2 separate regions of the Homo sapiens genome follow, and region 2 is linked to region 1. A link is a loop called in an ENCODE intact Hi-C map of the cell type or tissue named here. Cell type or tissue: chondrocyte. All regions are shown on one strand. Links, peaks and the distances in the headings refer to the core of each region. The heading gives the core; the rest is flanking DNA. Region 1 has its middle 6.4 kb from the start of TAF8. Region 2 overlaps TFEB (transcription factor EB).

The links. Hi-C counts contacts between places; a loop is a spot of excess contacts. Peaks named below come from ENCODE experiments on the same cell type or tissue, not always from the same donor. Only the 100,000 strongest peaks of a DNase experiment are listed, where the experiment ranks them.
Region 2: a loop joins it to region 1, with 2.9 times the contacts of the local background. A loop is called at or near these places in 10 of 110 quality-filtered maps.

Annotation. Positions count from the first base shown.
Region 1 is chr6:42,039,956-42,048,351 of GRCh38, forward strand. It overlaps a transcript of CCND3 not described here. Among named protein-coding and RNA genes, the nearest start is that of TAF8, 6.4 kb to the right of the region's middle. RefSeq lists enhancers at 3,503-4,003, 4,715-4,764, 5,357-5,947, 5,772-5,921, 5,948-6,537 and 2 more. In chondrocyte, for the core only: CTCF peaks have their summits at 4,454 (motif pointing left) and 4,701; a DNase peak (open chromatin) is centred at 5,946.
Region 2 is chr6:41,696,998-41,705,257 of GRCh38, forward strand. All of the region lies in intron 1 of TFEB (transcription factor EB), which reads right to left. Among named protein-coding and RNA genes, the nearest start is that of MIR10398, 32 kb to the right of the region's middle. In chondrocyte, for the core only: CTCF peaks have their summits at 2,219 and 3,834; no DNase peak of the experiment used is centred there.

The DNA.
Region 1 (8,396 bases), core at 242-8,241:
TCCCTGCATGTCACGCACACAGGCAGTCAGGGGCCTACCAGCCTGCTCTACTAGTCCTGAGACTGTGTACGTGACAATGTCTCAACAGGGAACCCAGTGTAATCTCACACTTGCCCTGGTAGGTGGATACACATGTGCACACACACGTGTGTGGTGCACACAGTGTGCATGAAAAGTCTGAACCGGGCACAGTGGCTCACGCCTGTAATCCCAGCACTTTGGGAGGCTGAGGCGGGTGGATCACCTGAAGTCAGGAGTTCAAGACCAGCCTGGACAACATGACGAAACCCTGTCTCTACTAAAAATACAAAAATTAGCTGGGCATGGTGGTGGGAGCCTGTAATCCCAGCTACTTAGGAGGCTGAGGTAGGAGAATCACTTGAACCTAGGAGGTGGAGGTTGCAGTGAGCTGAGATCGTGCCATTGCACTCCAGCCTGGGCAACAGAGCGAGACTCTGTCTCAAAACAAAAACAAAAACAACAACAAAAAAGAAAAGTCTGACTGAGGTCAGAGTTATTTCAGCCACCAGGCTCTCAATACAACCAGCTATATGACTTTGGACTAGATACTTAACCTCTGTGCCTCAGGGGCTTTATCTGCAAAATAAAAAACCTCGGCCAGGCACAGTGTCTCATGCCTGTAATTCCAGCACTTTGGGAGGCTGAGGCGGGTGGATCACAAGGTCAGGAGTTCCAGACCAGACTGGCCAACATGGTGAAACCCAGTCTCTACTGAAAATACAAAATTTAGCTGGGTGTGGTGGTGGGTGCCTCTAATCCCAGCTACTAGGGAGGCTGAGGCAGAGAATTGCTTGAACCCAGGAGGCAGAGGTTGCAGTGAGCCGAGATCGTGCCACTGCACTCCAGCCTGGGTGACAGAGCAAGACTCCATCTCAAAAACAAACAAACAAACAAAAAAAAAACAAAAAAAAAAACCTCATAGAATATGTTTGTGAGGAATAGCTGAGAAATGGGTTAATAAATATCCATACTTATTATAAACTGACTTATGTACAAATGGCATACAGGATATGGCAGCACTTACAACAGCCCCTGGCACATGGAAGTGTTGTGTAAAGATGCACTATTATTATCACCAACATCTTGAGTGCCATGTGTCTGGGAACACATGAGGATTCAGAGAAAAGCCACACAACAGATTCCCACAAGAAGCACCAAAAAATGACTTCTAGAACCTGTGTCAGAGGAAAGGCAGAGAAGAAACAGGGGGGAGGAAAAACTTTCTGAGGACCACCCAGGAGGCACCCAGCTCAAGTCCAGTGACTGAAAAAAGTTTTAAGAACCCAAAAGGCTGGGCCCAGGCCGGAAAAGGCTGTACCCTCGGAGATCAAGGGATATGAGAGAAAAACTCAGTTGGGTCCTAGAGGTAGAATTCAAAGAAAAGATGGGAGTTCCCCCAGGACCAGCAGGTACCAGCTGACTGGAAAGAAGGAAGAGAAGGCCTGGAGAAAACTAGCATGTTCTATGCCCTGGCCTACGCTCAGTCACTCAGTACATCTGAGGGCTTGTAACCCCAGGATGAAAATAGATGCCACATTTGAAGAGTCTCCAAGTTTGTGGTTCTATAGCAGACACCGCTTACAGAAAAGACAATGGAGCTGGGAGGAAAGGAAAAGGCAGCCTTGCATCCTAGGGGCCGGCTGCTGGGAGGAAACAGCACTCCTCCCCTCTATAACCCAAAGACAGCTTTGTGATAGCCACTTGCCAGAGTAGAATAAACCTCCCCTGGGCCTTATTCCCAGTGGATTCCACAGCACCCAGCATGGCAAAGCTTAACAAACCAGAGCTTAAGACTTTGCGAATAATAAACAGACGTCTTCCCAGGGACAGGCAGACTGGGGGCCCTCTGCGCCTCATGCTCCTGCCCCGGGCTGGTCCTCCCTCCTCCATCTGGAGCCCAAATTGGAGCTCAAGGTCTGCATCTGTCTGAGGCCCCTGCTCCGGCTTCCTTTCCCAGAACTCAGGGACCTCAGGGGAGGTGGCAGGGAGGAACAGCAGAGAAGGAAGAGAACAGAGAACAAGAGGGAGGGTGAGTTGGAGCAGCAAAAGCTGGGGCCAGAACTGGGAGTTTCTGGGACAGCCCCAGCTTCAAATATTCTGTCCAACTGTCTGACCACAGGCCAGAGCTTGTGGACCGATTTTTATTTTAGAAAAGAGGATAACATGAAGCCATAGGTGGGATGGTGAGGAAAGAAACCAGGGCTGTCTCTTTGGATCTAGATGGCCCCATATCCACCCCGAGGACCTCTATCTGGGAGACGATGATGCCCATGATATGGTGATAATGACAGCAGCTATCACTCAAAGGACGTATGGCCTGCCCACCACTCAGCAGGGCTTTGTGTGTACTGCCTCATAATCTTAGGGAAGCGTAGGCTCGGAAGTGGGTTTTTTTTTTTTTGAGACGGAGTTCCGTTCTTCTTGCCCAGACTGGAGTGCAATGGCGCGATCTCGGCTCACCACAACCTCTGCCTCCTGGGTTCTAGCGATTCTTCTGCCTCAGCCTCCCGAGTAGCCGGGATTACAGGCATGCGCCACCACACCCAGCTAATTTTGTCTTTTTAGTAGAGACGGGGTTTCTCCATGTCGGTCAGGGTGGTCTCGAACTCCTGGCCTCAGGTGATCCACCCGCCTCAGCCTTCCAAAGTGCTGGGATTACATGAATGAGCAACTGCGCCTGGCTGGAAGTCTTAATCCTGCAGTCTCTCTGCCTCCCCTGTGCCTCAGTTTCCTTATGTATAAGAAGCAGAATAATAATGCCTCCCTCATGGTCTGCCGTGAGGATGCAAAAAAGACACCTGACATATAGTAGGCATTCAACTAATATTGGTTATTATTAATTCTCACCATTACCCAGAGAGGTGGGGTCTATAGTTATGCCCATTTTACAGACAAAGAAACTTTCACACAGCCAGAAAGGAGCTGAGCTAGGACTCGAAGTGGGGTCGTTTGTCTGTAGAGGCTCTCTCGACCACTCCATGAGAGATGGCACAGATTAGTGGTTACATGCACAAATGTTACAGCCAAATGGCTGAGTCAGACTTCCAGCTCAGCCACAGATGGGCTGTGTGTAAGGAAGCAAGCTGCTAGACCTCTCAGTACCTTGGTTTGCTCACCTGCAAAATGGGTGTCTCTGGCCAGGCACAGTGGCCCACGCCTGTAATTTCAGCACTTTGGGAGGCCGAGGCAGGAGGACTGCTTGGGTCCAGGAGCTCAAGACCAGCCTGGGCAACAGGGTGAAACTGCAAAACACTATCTCTACAAAAAACTAGCTGAGTATGCTGGGCGCGGTGGCTTACACCTGTAATCCCAGCACTTCGGGAGGCCGAGGCGGATGGATCCTGAGGTCAGGAATTCAAGACCATCCTGGCCAACATGGTGAAACCTCGTCAAAGATACAAAAAGTTGGCAGGGTGTGGTGGCGGGTGCCTGTAATCCTAGCTACTTGGGAGGCTGAAGCAGGAGAATCACTTGAATCTGGGAGGCGGAGGTTGCAGTGGGCCAAGATCGTGCCAATGCACTCCAGCCGGGGCGACAGAGTGAGACTCCATTTCAACAAAATAATAAAAAATTAGCTGAGCATGGTGGCGCCACGCGTGTTGTCCCAGCTACTCAGGAGGCTGAGATGGGGAGATCAACTCTGCCTGGGAAGTCGAGGCTGCAGTGAGCCGAGATCACGCCACTGCACTCCAGCCTGGGCGACAGAGTGAGACCCTGTCTCAAAAAAATCAGGGTGTCCTTGCTCATTCTGGGCTCTGCCTCTGTGTCCCTGGAGGCCCAGTGGCTCTGTGCCTCTCTAAAGGTCTGAGGGGGCAGCAAGCAGATCTGGGCCAACGACGGAGGTACCAGCAACCGTCTCCTTCCAGAGATAACCCCTCAGCCCTCACCTCAGGAACGACTGTCCTGGGGAATTTCACCCAGGGTGGGAGAACTGGTCAGGCCACTGAGTGCAAATAGTTTCAGAGAGGTGGGGCTCCTGAGGCCCCTTCCGGGAGATGACACAGGTGTCATGCCCTCTGAAGGGCATAAAAGGCCATGCCACATTAGCTACCCTGCTGGCTCGCAGGGCCGTCGGTCCTGCCCTCTGCTCTGGGCACACGGGTCCCTCTCTCTCAAAGGGAAAGGACAGTCAGGAAGGGGAAAGAGAAGATGTGGAAGAAATCCCTGACCTGGGGACGGGTGTATGCCGCAGAGGCGGAGGCCTGCACGTTCTGGCCGGAGCCTGGACAAGACAGAAGAGCACCTTTTACGGGGGCTTTGCTGGATCAAAAGCAGTTCTCTGGGCCCCGGTGTGTAAACAGCTGGTGATGGGCTGGGAGCAGAGGCTCCCTGAAACCAGTCAGCGCCTGAAGAACCCGGCAACACTCTTCATTCACCCAATCCAGTCACCCCAAGGTGACACACGGGGCAACAGCTCCACCTGGTGGACGATCAGGGACTACCACGGGCCAGGGAGTATGGGAGAGCAAAGAATGACATAGAAGAGGAAAGCAGGGGGAAAATCACATCAGGGGTTTACAGGCGAAGGGGCTTTGAGGTCGTCTTGCTGGCAGAGGCCCCTCTTATAGCATGAGCTCTAAGCCCCATTTGTTAGAAAGTTCTACGTTTTTTGAAAATCTGCCTCCACTAGTCCCACTAACCCCCTACTTCAAGGTTTGCCAGGGCAAACTTTTAAATATTTGCATACAGCTATAGTATTCCTCCTAAATCTTCCCCTTTGCTGCAATCTTCCAGAATTTGACCTGACCTCTCACCTCCTGCATCTTTTTTTAACTTGGCTATCTTTTCTTTCTTTTCTTTCTTTCCTTTTATTTATTTATTTATTTATTTGAGACGGAGTCTCACTCTGTTGCCCAGGCTGGAGTGCGATGGCGTGATCTTGGCTCACTGCAACCTCCGCCTCCCGGGTTCAAGTGATTCTCCCACCTCAGCCTCCTGAGTAGGTGGGATTACAGGCCCGTGCGACCACGCCCGGCTAACGTTTTTTTTTTTTTTTTTTTTGTATTTTTAGTAGAGATGAGGTTTCACCATGTTGGTCAGGCTGGTCTCGAACTGCTGACCTCGTGATCCGCCCACCTTGGCCTCCCAAAGTGCTGGGATTACAGGCGTGAGCCACTGTGCCCAGTGGCTATCCTTTCTTAAATACATTAACTTCCAAGGAATCCCTTCCAATTCTATCCCTCTCCCATACTAGCAGCAGCATTTAAAAAAATCCCTTTATATTTCAGCCTCCCTGTCTCAGTGTTTGATATATTAGGAAAGTCAATGCTCAGACTGAGAGTTAATTCACGAGTAAAGAGCCTAGACTTTGAAATCAGATAGATCCTCGTTCAATTCCAAGCTCTGCCACTTACTAGCTAAATTACTTTGAGCAAGTTTGCCTTTCTGAGCCTCAGTTTCCTATCTGTAAATTGGAGATAGAGGTGTTTACTACCTAGAGTTGTGGTGAATAAATATTAAATGAGACAGTACAAGTAAAAACTTAGGGACAGCTCCCGCAACACCATTCAGCTCCTAAGTGGCAATTACAGCCACATTCCTCTGAGTTTAAAGGTTGTAGGAAATGCTTTGGGGAAGAGAAAAGTGAAGGGGCCAAAGAAGAGACTTTCTGGAATTAGCCTTTCTCAACCTGCACGAATCCCAGGGGAATTCCAACAGATGGGTAACTTGTTCCAATGCCATTTCTAGCAGTGTCTGTTGCCACCCCTAGAAAGGGGCAGGCCTTGACAGCTCTTTGAAACTTGAGGATTTAAAATTTAAATGTCTTTGAGAGCAAGATAAACACATCTACTGCTCAGCAGGGAAAGGGAAACTTGGCAGGGGCCCCAGAACTTTCCCCACCCCCAGCCCTCCCTAAACTTCCTCTTGTGGTTTTTCAAGAGTACAACCTGTTCTCCACAGCCAAGCCAGTGCCTGGGGCAGGGGGCCAGGGCGTGCCAAGGGCTCCGCTGCACCCCACCCTACCAGCGAGTGAGGGAGGAAGGTGCGTGCGTGGGAGAAGAGCAGCTTGGAGGTTTATAGTTCTTAAGGTTCACGTCCTGCTTACCCGTTTTCTCAGTGCAGCCACCCTCCACCCAGTTCCCACCCTCGACTCCCAGCATCAATACCCATGCCCCCAACACACATCCCTTTCTCAAAGACAGATGCACGAAGTGCTTTGACTGCAGGCAGAGAGGGACCGCCTCAAGGCCTCCCCAAACCTGTGGGGAGGGCCCTTGTAAGAAATTTAAAAGCGTTTCAGAAAGGAGGTGGAAAAGGGGCTGGAATCCATGGAAACTGTCCCGTGCTCTCGCTTGCATCACCAGCATTATCCCAGCCTGTCTGGAGGGACTGGGTAGGATATACAGATGCAGCTTTGGAAGCAGGAGCTGTGGGAAAGAGAGGTGTGAGCATCTTAAGCCTGGACCCACTCCTTGGCCATCTTCCTTACTCATCTACCAAGCTGGAATGCACATCTAGAATGTGAGCATCTCTGCTATTCTTAATTCCCAACAAAAGAGGTGTCTTGGTTTCCCAAATCCCCAGATTCTGGCACATCACGTCCAAGTTGAGAAGTTCTTTCTTGAATATAATCTTAGTTCATTCCTCCCGGTTTATTCATATTCCTCCTTTCCCTTTGAGTGAGGCTTACACAGGGGGAAACATTCATACGTTTGTGTGCACGCACACACGCGCGCGCACACACACACACACAGCCATCAGGAAAGGATACCAGCTCTGTGCAGTTCCCACAACTCTATTCCAGGCCTGCTGGGCTCACTGTAAACAGTACCAGCCCTATGGCTCAGCTAACAGATGGCTGTATCATCCAAGATACAGGACCACAGACTCCCTTTAGGAAACTCCTAAGTTCCTGGCTCAAGTGCACATTTTTTGTGGTCAGCGAAGGAGGCAGGCTAGCCTAATGGTTAAGAATAAAGCCTCCCAAATCAAGTGACCTAGGTTTAAATCCCAGCTCTGCCATTTGTTTCTTGTGTCTGAAGGAAGATTACTTATCTCCAGTGCCTGCGTTTCCTCGTCTATAAAATGGAGAGAATCCTAATGCCTACCTCATAGGACTATATTAGGAGGTTTAAATGAGATATGATCTCTAAGCCACTTAGAAGAGTACCTGACAGTGTTATGTAACTGTTAGCTAGTATTCTAAGCCCTTGAGGGAAGGGGAAGCCGGAAGGAGAAGATGTTTGGGACCATGGAGGTCATGATCTCAATAACTGGCATAGACTAGAACTCTGCTACAATTATCAGAGGCTTTCAGTGTTAAGTTCCAGGGGAAGAAACTCTGATTTGATTACCATGACATCCCCAACAGCTGTGGGAATAGCCTGTGCAGATGGAGTATGGCCATAGCAAATAGGTGCTGAATGAATTCATAAATTGCTGTGTCAGTCATTTCCCGAAGGAGCCCCAGAATTGAACGGCCAGAAGAATCTGTGAGGAAGCAAAGGGAGATCCACTTCTCTATCCACGTCTGGTCCCAAAGAGAAATGAGGTGGTAGGCAGAGGGCAAGGACTCGTCAGAGGAAACAGTCTCAGAGTCCAGGGATGAGGAGGGGGTGCCCAGGATTGTGTGGACTGTCACATCACCCCCAGGTGGACCCTCCCAGCTGTACCCAGCTGGGAATTCCTGGGTTCTTGGGACCCAGCCCAGAAAACTGCCTTTTCTGGGATTCATCCTGTTCATTCCCTTGATGGTTAGACAGTGGATTAAAGGGAGCAGGAATTGTTTCTGGGTCGCCCCTATATTCCAGTGTCCAACACCACAGCTGGGGTTCAATCCAGTTCTGTGGAATAAGTGCCCCCAAAGACTTCTATGCTTTTCATCCTTCTGAACCCAACTCAAATGTCCTTTTCTCTCTGAAGCCTTCCCAGCCACCCCAGCCAGTGTACTTGGCATCTATGTCTATTGTTTTGTGATCCATATTAGCTGTGGATGAATAACATCATTGCACCCTCAGCATTCCATATAATGCCAGGCACATAGTAGGTGTTCAATCAATGCAAATGAATAACTTAATGCTCCCTTAGTAACAGCAACCAATTTATTCAGTTATTCCTCTTGTTGGCACTTCAAGAGACACAGAAGAAGCTAAGATCATCATCTATGTATCAATCAGACACCACTGAGGGGTCCCTCCCTCCAGTTTCATCCCGGTGCACTTGCCAGAGCACTCACAGACTCCCCATCCACACTGGTCTGCCCTCCTACTGGCCTTCCACCCCATCTTTGAGGCATGAGAAGACCAACAGCCCGGTAAAGCCACGGGGCTTCCAGATCAGCTGGAGGGGGTTGTGCCGATGTGTGTACATACAGAGGGCTCAGGGCCTTTGGGGGTTTCTCTGCCCTTCAATTCCGTGCAGAACACCTCACTCAG
Region 2 (8,260 bases), core at 261-8,260, 340 kb before region 1:
ATATGGGTGTTGGTGCCATGAGAGTGTCATATTTACAATAATTTGTACAGCTGCTCCCTTACAACTTATAATTTTCTGTATGTGTGTTGTATTCTCATTTTAAAATCACATAAGAATGAGGGCAGACCAGCCTGGCATGGTGGCTCACGCCTGTAATCCCAGCACTTTGGCAGGCCGAGGCAGCCAGATCACTTGAGGTCAGGAGTTCAAGACCAGCCTGGGCAACACGGTGAAACCCTGTCTCTACTAAAAATACAAAAATTAGCCAGGTGTGGTGGCACATGCCTGTAGGCCCAGCTGCTTGGGAGGCTGAGGCAGGAGAATTGCTTGAACCCGGGAGGCAGAGGTTGCAGTGAACTGAGATCACACCATTGCACTCCAGCCTGGGCAACAAGAGTGAAACTCCATCTCAAAAAAAAAAAAAAAAAAAGAATGAGGGCAGACGTTAAATAGTTTAAAAGAAGAGTTAGGGAAACTACCTTCACCAACACCACCCCTTCTCCAAACCCCCCCCCTTCCCCAAGTGTGTCTATGACTTTAAAATGCCTTTGGTACCAGGCACCTTCAACACAACTGCCAGAGCATACCTTGGTACAACCTCTTTGGAAAAGCAATTTGGCAATATATGTCAAAGCCTTGAAAAATATTCACCAGTCCAAGGAAGTAATCATAGATGCAGAAAAGGATGTTGTGCATAAAGATGCACTTCACATTATATGGAAAAAAGTCAAAACTAACCTCAATGTCCAGTTATAGGATAGTTAAATAAATTACGGTGTGTCCCTCCTGATGGACTGCTATACTTACAATAAATAACATGAGGATATGTCAGGTGACAAAATGTAGGATGTAGGGGGAAATTGTATATAAAATCTGATCATCACAATGTAAAAATATGTATAGAAAAACCTCTTGGGAGGAAATATACAAAATTATTACTGACTTCTTTGGATGATGTAACCATAAGTATTTTGTGTGGTTTTAAAAGCCTTTTGGAATGTTATTCTTTCTCTAGAATGAAGATGTATATCTTTCTAATTGAAAAAAAAATATTTTATGCTAACAGCTAATGCTCATAGAATGCTTACTGTGTGCTAGGTACTGTTCAAAGCACCTTATGTAATTATCATAATTATTTCATGATATGAGTGACGTGGGTACCATTATTGTCCCCATTCAAGGAATGAGGAAACACAGGCCCAGAGAGGTGGTCACTTGCTGAAGGTCACAGAGCTAATGAGTGGCAAGGCTGGACCCTGGCAGTCTGGCTGCACCGCCCCAACCCTGGGGCTGGGAGTTTGGCCTCAGTCCTGCATTCAGGGTGAGGGCGGCCACGTTTTGTTTTAGAAATTCTCACTGAAGAAGCCTCCCTGCGATCAAAGAGTTTCAGCGGCTGATCTCGTTCATCCAGCCCAGGAGCCAGAGGGTGTCCGGGATGATGGAACAGTCTGGAATCCCCAAACACAGGCAGAAAAAAAAATTCTACCCTTCCTCAAAGAGCAGAGATAATTTCCTGTATTCCCAGAAAAACATATGTCTGGCGGCTGAAACAACAAAGTGTGCAAGCCCAGAGGCTGGGAGGCCTGTTTAAGCCATTGATGACGCTCTGCACCTCTGTGGTCGGAAGAAGTTTTCTTCTGATTCAGTCTGTTACACTCTCAGTCGTGGGGGAGCTGCCCGGTCAGTCCTGGGGAAAGAAACTGACCGCTAAACAAAAGCTTCCTGAACAGGTTCGAGATTCCTGGAGGCAAAGGAAGGGCTTTGTGGCCTCCTAGGAACCTTTCAGCCTAGGGAAGGGAAGAGAGAAAAAAATACCAAACTTGGGATTTTTCTCAGCCCCCTCTGGCAGAGGAGGCAGCAGAGGAAGTCCTGATGAACTAGGAAACAGAACAAGGACATCACATAATCCTCATGGACAAAGCCATTCCACATTACGGAGGTGGTCATGAGTCACTGTAGGGCCTGGGGAGGGGGCATCAGATGGCCCAGACCCAAACAGAGTGAGGGGTGGAAAGGTATCCTACGACTCCCAGGAGCCAGCAGTCCTGCCCATATGATGCTGTGGGAAAGGCCAAGTGCTTGGGTTCAAGTCTTAGCCTTGGGCTGGACTCAATTGTCTGGGTATGGCCTCAGTCTCCCCATCAGTCAAGCAGGGCTTGCCAGCTGGGGCCACGTCTACCTCATAGCAGTTGTGCTCTAAGTGAGGAGGCTGGGTGTGTAAGTTGTCTTGCAGGTGTGAATTTGTGGGCAGAGGGGAGGTGTCACCATTCTGGTCACTGTTCAGTGTTGCTCCGTCCAGGCCCACTGGGGGCATCCCTGCATAAGTTCCTTTGGGGAAAGTGTCCCATCCATTCACCCATTCATTCACACATACACACATACACACCATCTGAAAGCCCAGACTGGGGCAGAGCAGCCTAGTGGTAACCCCAGCTTCAGTCTCTCCTTACTAGATAGGGGCAGGAAGGCCTCAGGCCAGCTTTTCCTATTACCAGGAGCCCTCTGTTTCCTCTCCAAAAGCCTTGGGTCTTTTAAGATTTTCTTTTCCAGAGCTTGTATATCATGTCATTCACTGCAGGAGATGAGAGAGGCAGGTGAGCAATAACAATGTCCACTCCTTTGGGTTCTAAGGGATAAGTAGTCGGAGTGTTTACCACAGTTCCTGGCACACTGGAGATACTTCATAATATAGCCTTTTATTATATTAGCTGGCAACTTCCGATACAGAAACATAGCAAACCCAGGACACCTGGTAAGTGTGCACTGTTTGATTGAAAGGTCCTTGATATCAGAAGCAGAAATGAGGTCAATGGGACACGCACATGCTTTTAACAGTTTTAATGCCATGTTTTGGTCTTTTTCCCTTTTAGTGAAGTGTAACTTATCCTAGCAAAATGCATAGATTTGTAGTGTACAGCTCAATGAATTTTTACAGGTGTGTGGCCTTGTATAATCACTGTTTAGATCAAGATGGAGAATGTCACCATCACCCTGGCAGGTTCCCTCCGGGACCCTGTCCTGCATCACCATGGCTGAGTGCTATGGTCTCCAACAGCACACAAAGGCTGTCATGCAGGATGTGGTCTTCAGTATATTTCATGAAATGGAACCGCTCTGCCAAGTGGGGACACTTACTGAGGACTGACCAACCCCTATTTGTGATGAATAAAGATCAAGAAACAAAAGAGGCTGGGCGCGGTGGCTCACGCCTGTAATCCCAGCACTTTGGGAGGCTGAGGCGGGCGGATCACAAGGTCAAGAGATGGAGACCATCCTGGCTAACACGGTGAAACCCCGTCTCTACTAAAAATACAAAAAATTAGCCGGGCATGGTGGCGGGCGCCTGTAGTCCCAGCTACTCAAGAGGCTGAGGCAGGAGAATGGCGTGAACCCGGGAGGCGGAGCTTGCAGTGAGCCGAGATCTCGCCACTGCACTCCAGCCTGGGCGACAGAGCGAGACTCCGTCTCAAAAAAAAAAAAAAAAAAAGATCAAGAAACAAAGAATGAATTACATGAGGAAGCAGAGGCTCCAAAAGGGAGATCTGCACAATGCGCTTCAGTGGCAGCAGAGCAAGACCCCAGGATGCGTTCTGCACCGCCTCTCCCAGACCCCCTGCAGGAATGCGCTGCGGGAGACTGCAGGGCTGGGGGCAGGGGGCAGTCAGGGGCTTGTTTTTAAATCTCTGAGCACCAGCAGGAGGTGGGGAGGAGGGAAAGGAAGGAGAGGAGAGAGGAAGGGCGGTCACACAAGCTCCTGGCCCACTTAATGGCCTCCTGTTCCCACAGCTCAGGCCCATCAGCCCCAAGTTTCAGCTCACATCCCACAGGAAAGGGTGGGAACTGGCGCCTCCTGGCTGGTCAGACTGTTGGCCCGGGACAACAGGGGGAGCAGCTTCAAAGGCCATTGCAGACCAGGGAGTCGCCCTGTCCTGTCCCACTGGGACCAGCTGGGCCCTGGCAAAGACGACTGCCACTGGGCATGGCAGGACAGGGACGAGGGACATGTAGCTAATAGGAACATGAAAGGAGAAACTAGAAAAGGATTCCACCCCTGTGATATGCACGGACCGGCCCAGCCACCCATGTGGACGCTCTGTCTCTCCGTGTCTGCTTCTCTTTCTCTCTTCTCTCTCACACACATGCACGCACACATGCACACATGTCCATGTGCACACACGTGTAGCCGCATCCCTCAGCTGCCGCTTGCAGTCTAAGGATCCCCTTAGCAGGCAGCCACCTTTCTCCTGGGTTGGGGAGTGGTGGGACTGAACCCCCACCCCTTGTGCCCCTGCACCCGCCTCCTGGGCACTCCATCTACTCCAGCCTCCTGCCTGTGTCTGCCATGCTTTGTTCTCTAGTTGTTTCCTTGCCACCTACCAGTCTCCTCAGCTACAAGGAAGTTTCAGAGAAATCACTTTTCTTCTTCAGAACCTCCACACCATCCCACCCATCAGACTTTCCAGAAAGAGATGCACGGCCCTCAAGGGCTGCTGGTCCAGTGACCCCCACACACTCAGTTATCACCCACTTGGCAAACGCTCCGAGTCCCTCCCACATTGCACTGCGCAAGGGGCCTCTGTTCAATCACATTCATCCACACAAACACTTGATGGGATAAACAGCAACACAGCAGGATAGGAAACCGAGACTCAGAAAGGTTAAGTAGGCCAGGCGCAGTGGCTCATGCCTGTAATCCCAGCACTTTGGGAGGCTGAGGCAGGTGGATCACTTGAGGTCAGGAGTTCGAGACCAGCCTGGCCAACATGGTGAAACCCTGTCTCTACTAAAAATACAAAAATTAGCCAGGCGCGGTGGCACATGCCTGTAGTCCCAGCTACTTGGGAGGCTGAGGCAGGAGAATGGCTTGAACTCAGGAGGCAGAGGTTGTAATGAGCTGAGATCGCACCACTGCACTCCAGCCTGGGCGACAGAGCAAGGCTCCGTCTCAAAAAAAAAAAAAAAAGAAAGATTAAGCAGCTTGTCAGAAGTCACACTGCAAGAGCACAGTGAAGTGGGGGTTCAAGCCCAGGTCTCTCAGGTATGTGACCACCAGCAGCTCCAGCCCAGGAGAGGTAACCTGGGGCCCATAGGAAAGGTCTCCCCATGTAGATGGCTTGTTGTCCCCTGCACTCCCAGTCCTGCGCCCCCCTCATCCCATGTCACCCTCAGCGAATCCTACAGAGGTTCCCCAGAGAGGCCTGCATGCTCCTCAGCCCTCCCAGACCCCACCCACAGATGCTTTTTGCTAAATAGCCAAGACATCCATGCCCAGGAGGCTCAGAGGGTGACAAATCTGAATCTCGCTGAGACGGTTAGCCCGCCTGAGAGCCTGGGTCGGAGGGGGCGGAAGGGGAGGCTATATGAGTTGGTCAGACAGAAATGTGATTCCAGGGATCAGAGATCTGGCACCAGACCATAGTGAGGTGAGGGTGGTAAGGGTTGGGGGAGGAGTGGGACTCAGCCATAGATGGCTCCTAGGACAGGAAAGGGGCCTGAGGGCGATAGAGGGGTTTAGAGACTGAAACTCCACTTGCCCCAAGTACCCTCTGGCCCACCCCAGCGAACCTGCTCATGTCCCCTGCAGGAAAGATCAGCTAAAGTTTTCATGGATGCTACGTCAGCCTATGTGGTCAATGAGGTCCCTCCCCAGGGAAGGTGAGGCCTAAGACTCTATCTGATTGGTCAGTTCATGCCATTGTGGACTTGGGGCCCACAAGCTCTGACTCTCTGAGATGAGTCTGTTTTGCAAGGACTCTCTCAGCCTCCACAGGCCCAGCACAAAAGCCTACCTAAGGCCAGAGTGGGACTGGAAGACCTGCATCGGTATGCACCACCCAGCTGCGTGACCTTGGGCAAGTCCTGTCCCCCTCTCCGGGACTCAAGACCCTCACAAATAACATGCAGAGGCTGTGTGGGACCTCTCATAGGCTCCCTGCCGCCTGCCTGGTGTGCTGATGGTTCTGGCAGCATGGATGTGTGGAGGGCTGGTCCGGTGGAATCGGCCTGCAGGCTGGGAGGGGAAGGGCCAGGCACCGGTTTCACTGTCCCATGTGCTGGCTGCCCCAGCATTGGGGAGCTCCCTCTCCAGAGCCATGGCAGCCTTAGGATCCAGCCTTTGCTTTTCCATCTCCTCAGGAGAAAAGAATCCACACTCCAGCATCTTCTGCTAGCTGCCAGCTGCTTAGGGCAGGGAAGGCTCGTTGACTCCAAGTGTGAGAAGAGGCAGGCACAACGACCACAGCTGGGCACACAGCGGGCATGCAGAGCAGCTTCTGGCTCCTGGTCCCAAACCCAGCCGCAGGCCCAGGACCCCCTGCATCTGTCCTGAGTTCTAATAATGGCTCTCAGGGTCCCAGTGCCTAAGCCACCCCCGCCTCAGCCCTCCCTGCCCCAGGCCCAAAGTCCTCAGAGCACTCCAACCCCGCCAGTGCCTGGCTCCTGCCCCTGCTCCTGGGGCTGCTCCTCCTCCGTCATCTGCTGCCTCAGCCTCCCCAGCCTCCCTGTGGCTGGTCTGCTGTAAAGAACGATTCCCTGGCTTTGTTTTTAAGAGTCAAACCTGCTTCTGAGTACTTTGGAAACAACCACTGTACAACTGAAGTAGCCAGGTCTTCCTAAACAAAAGAAGACAGTGGAGAGGGGAATGGAGGAAGAAAGGACAAAAACATCTATGAGCATGGACGATTGCATTGAATTCACAGAAGGTGGCCTGTTTTCTCTCAGGTGCAAACCAAGAGGCATTAGTACTATGCACACTGAGTGCGTACTCTGCACCAGGCACTGTTCTGCATTGATATGTGTTACTGATTTAATCCTCACCACAGCTCCATCCACCATGATGGAGGCGTTCACATATCCCCTGTTTTACAGAGGGGGCAACTGAGTCACAGAGAGGCTGAAAACTTGCCCGAGGTCACACAGTTGGTAGGTAGCAGAACTGGGGCACCTGGTCTCCCCACAGTGTGCTGGGTGCCCCTGTGGAGAGTCTGTCTGGAAAGTGCCAGAGGAGGCAGGTAGGGGGTCTTGAGCCCATCAGTGAAGGGGCTCTTGGCTAAGCAGGTGGGTGCAGGACACCAGCCTCCCCTCAGCTCTTGTTTCCTCTAGAACTACTCCCATTCAACCCTCCTTCCCCTCAAGATATCCTTTCCATCCAAAACCACCCAGGACTACCCTTGCAGTTCCCCAACAGAGCCTCTGACCCCGCCTCCACCTCCACCACGTCATCTGTCCTGAGTCCGCCCTCTGGAAGACAGCCGGGCTTAGTGGATCACGAATATGCTCTGGACCCTGACAGACCAGAATTCAAATCTGGCTTTGCCATTTGTCAGCTTTGTGACTGGGGGCAGGTGCTTAACCGCTCAGAGCCTCAGTTTCCCCATCTGTACAAAAGGATGGCGGTAATGCCACCTTCCTCAGAGTCAGTGAGGGGGTAAATGGAACTGAAATATGTGATGTGCCTAGCACCTTGGAGGTGGTCTGTGAGTACTAGCTCCCTGCCTGGGTGACCACCAGCCATCTGGCTGGACAGTGAGGGCCTTAGATGGGAGAGGGCCTCTTAAGGCATTGCACGCCCTGTTTGCTGGTTAGAAACAGGCTCTCAGGCCCTGCCCAGACCCACTGAGTCAGAATCTGCATTTTAACAAACTGCCCTGGGAGATGTGTGGGCACATTAAAGACACTTTACTTGTTGCCTTCTGGGGACTTAGTTCCCTGGTTCCAAGCATGAAAATTGGTGGCGGGTGGGAGAACACAGCAGGGAAGCACAGGCCCCTGGTGGAAGCACAGAGCTATTTTAAAGGACAGGCAGGGCCCTTCTGAGCCCCACAGGGAAATTAAGCAGCCTGATTCTCAGGCTCAAGAGCCAAGGTGGAGGCCAGAATGCAAGGCTGCAGGTGGGCTCTGGCTCACTGGGTGCTGGGGCTCTGGCCCGTGCAGGAGGGGAAAACAATCCAGGTCTATGGGGAAACAGCTTCAAAGCCGAGATGGTTACCAGTGGAAAAGCAACCCAGACAGACCATATGAGACACACCCATTCATGCAAACACCACCTCTCACACATAAGCCACTGTCCACACATACACACTCACCAGTACACACACACTGCACCAGGACTTGCCTGCCTGCCCAAAGAGCAGCTCCAGAAGAGAGCAGACAACCTTTGGGACAGTGTGTGCCTGGGCCTGTGTGCTCCGCAGGAGGCCTGGGAGTGTGGAGGCTCCCACAGCAGGTCTAGGAGCCCACTCTCTCCTCCACACGGCTCTGC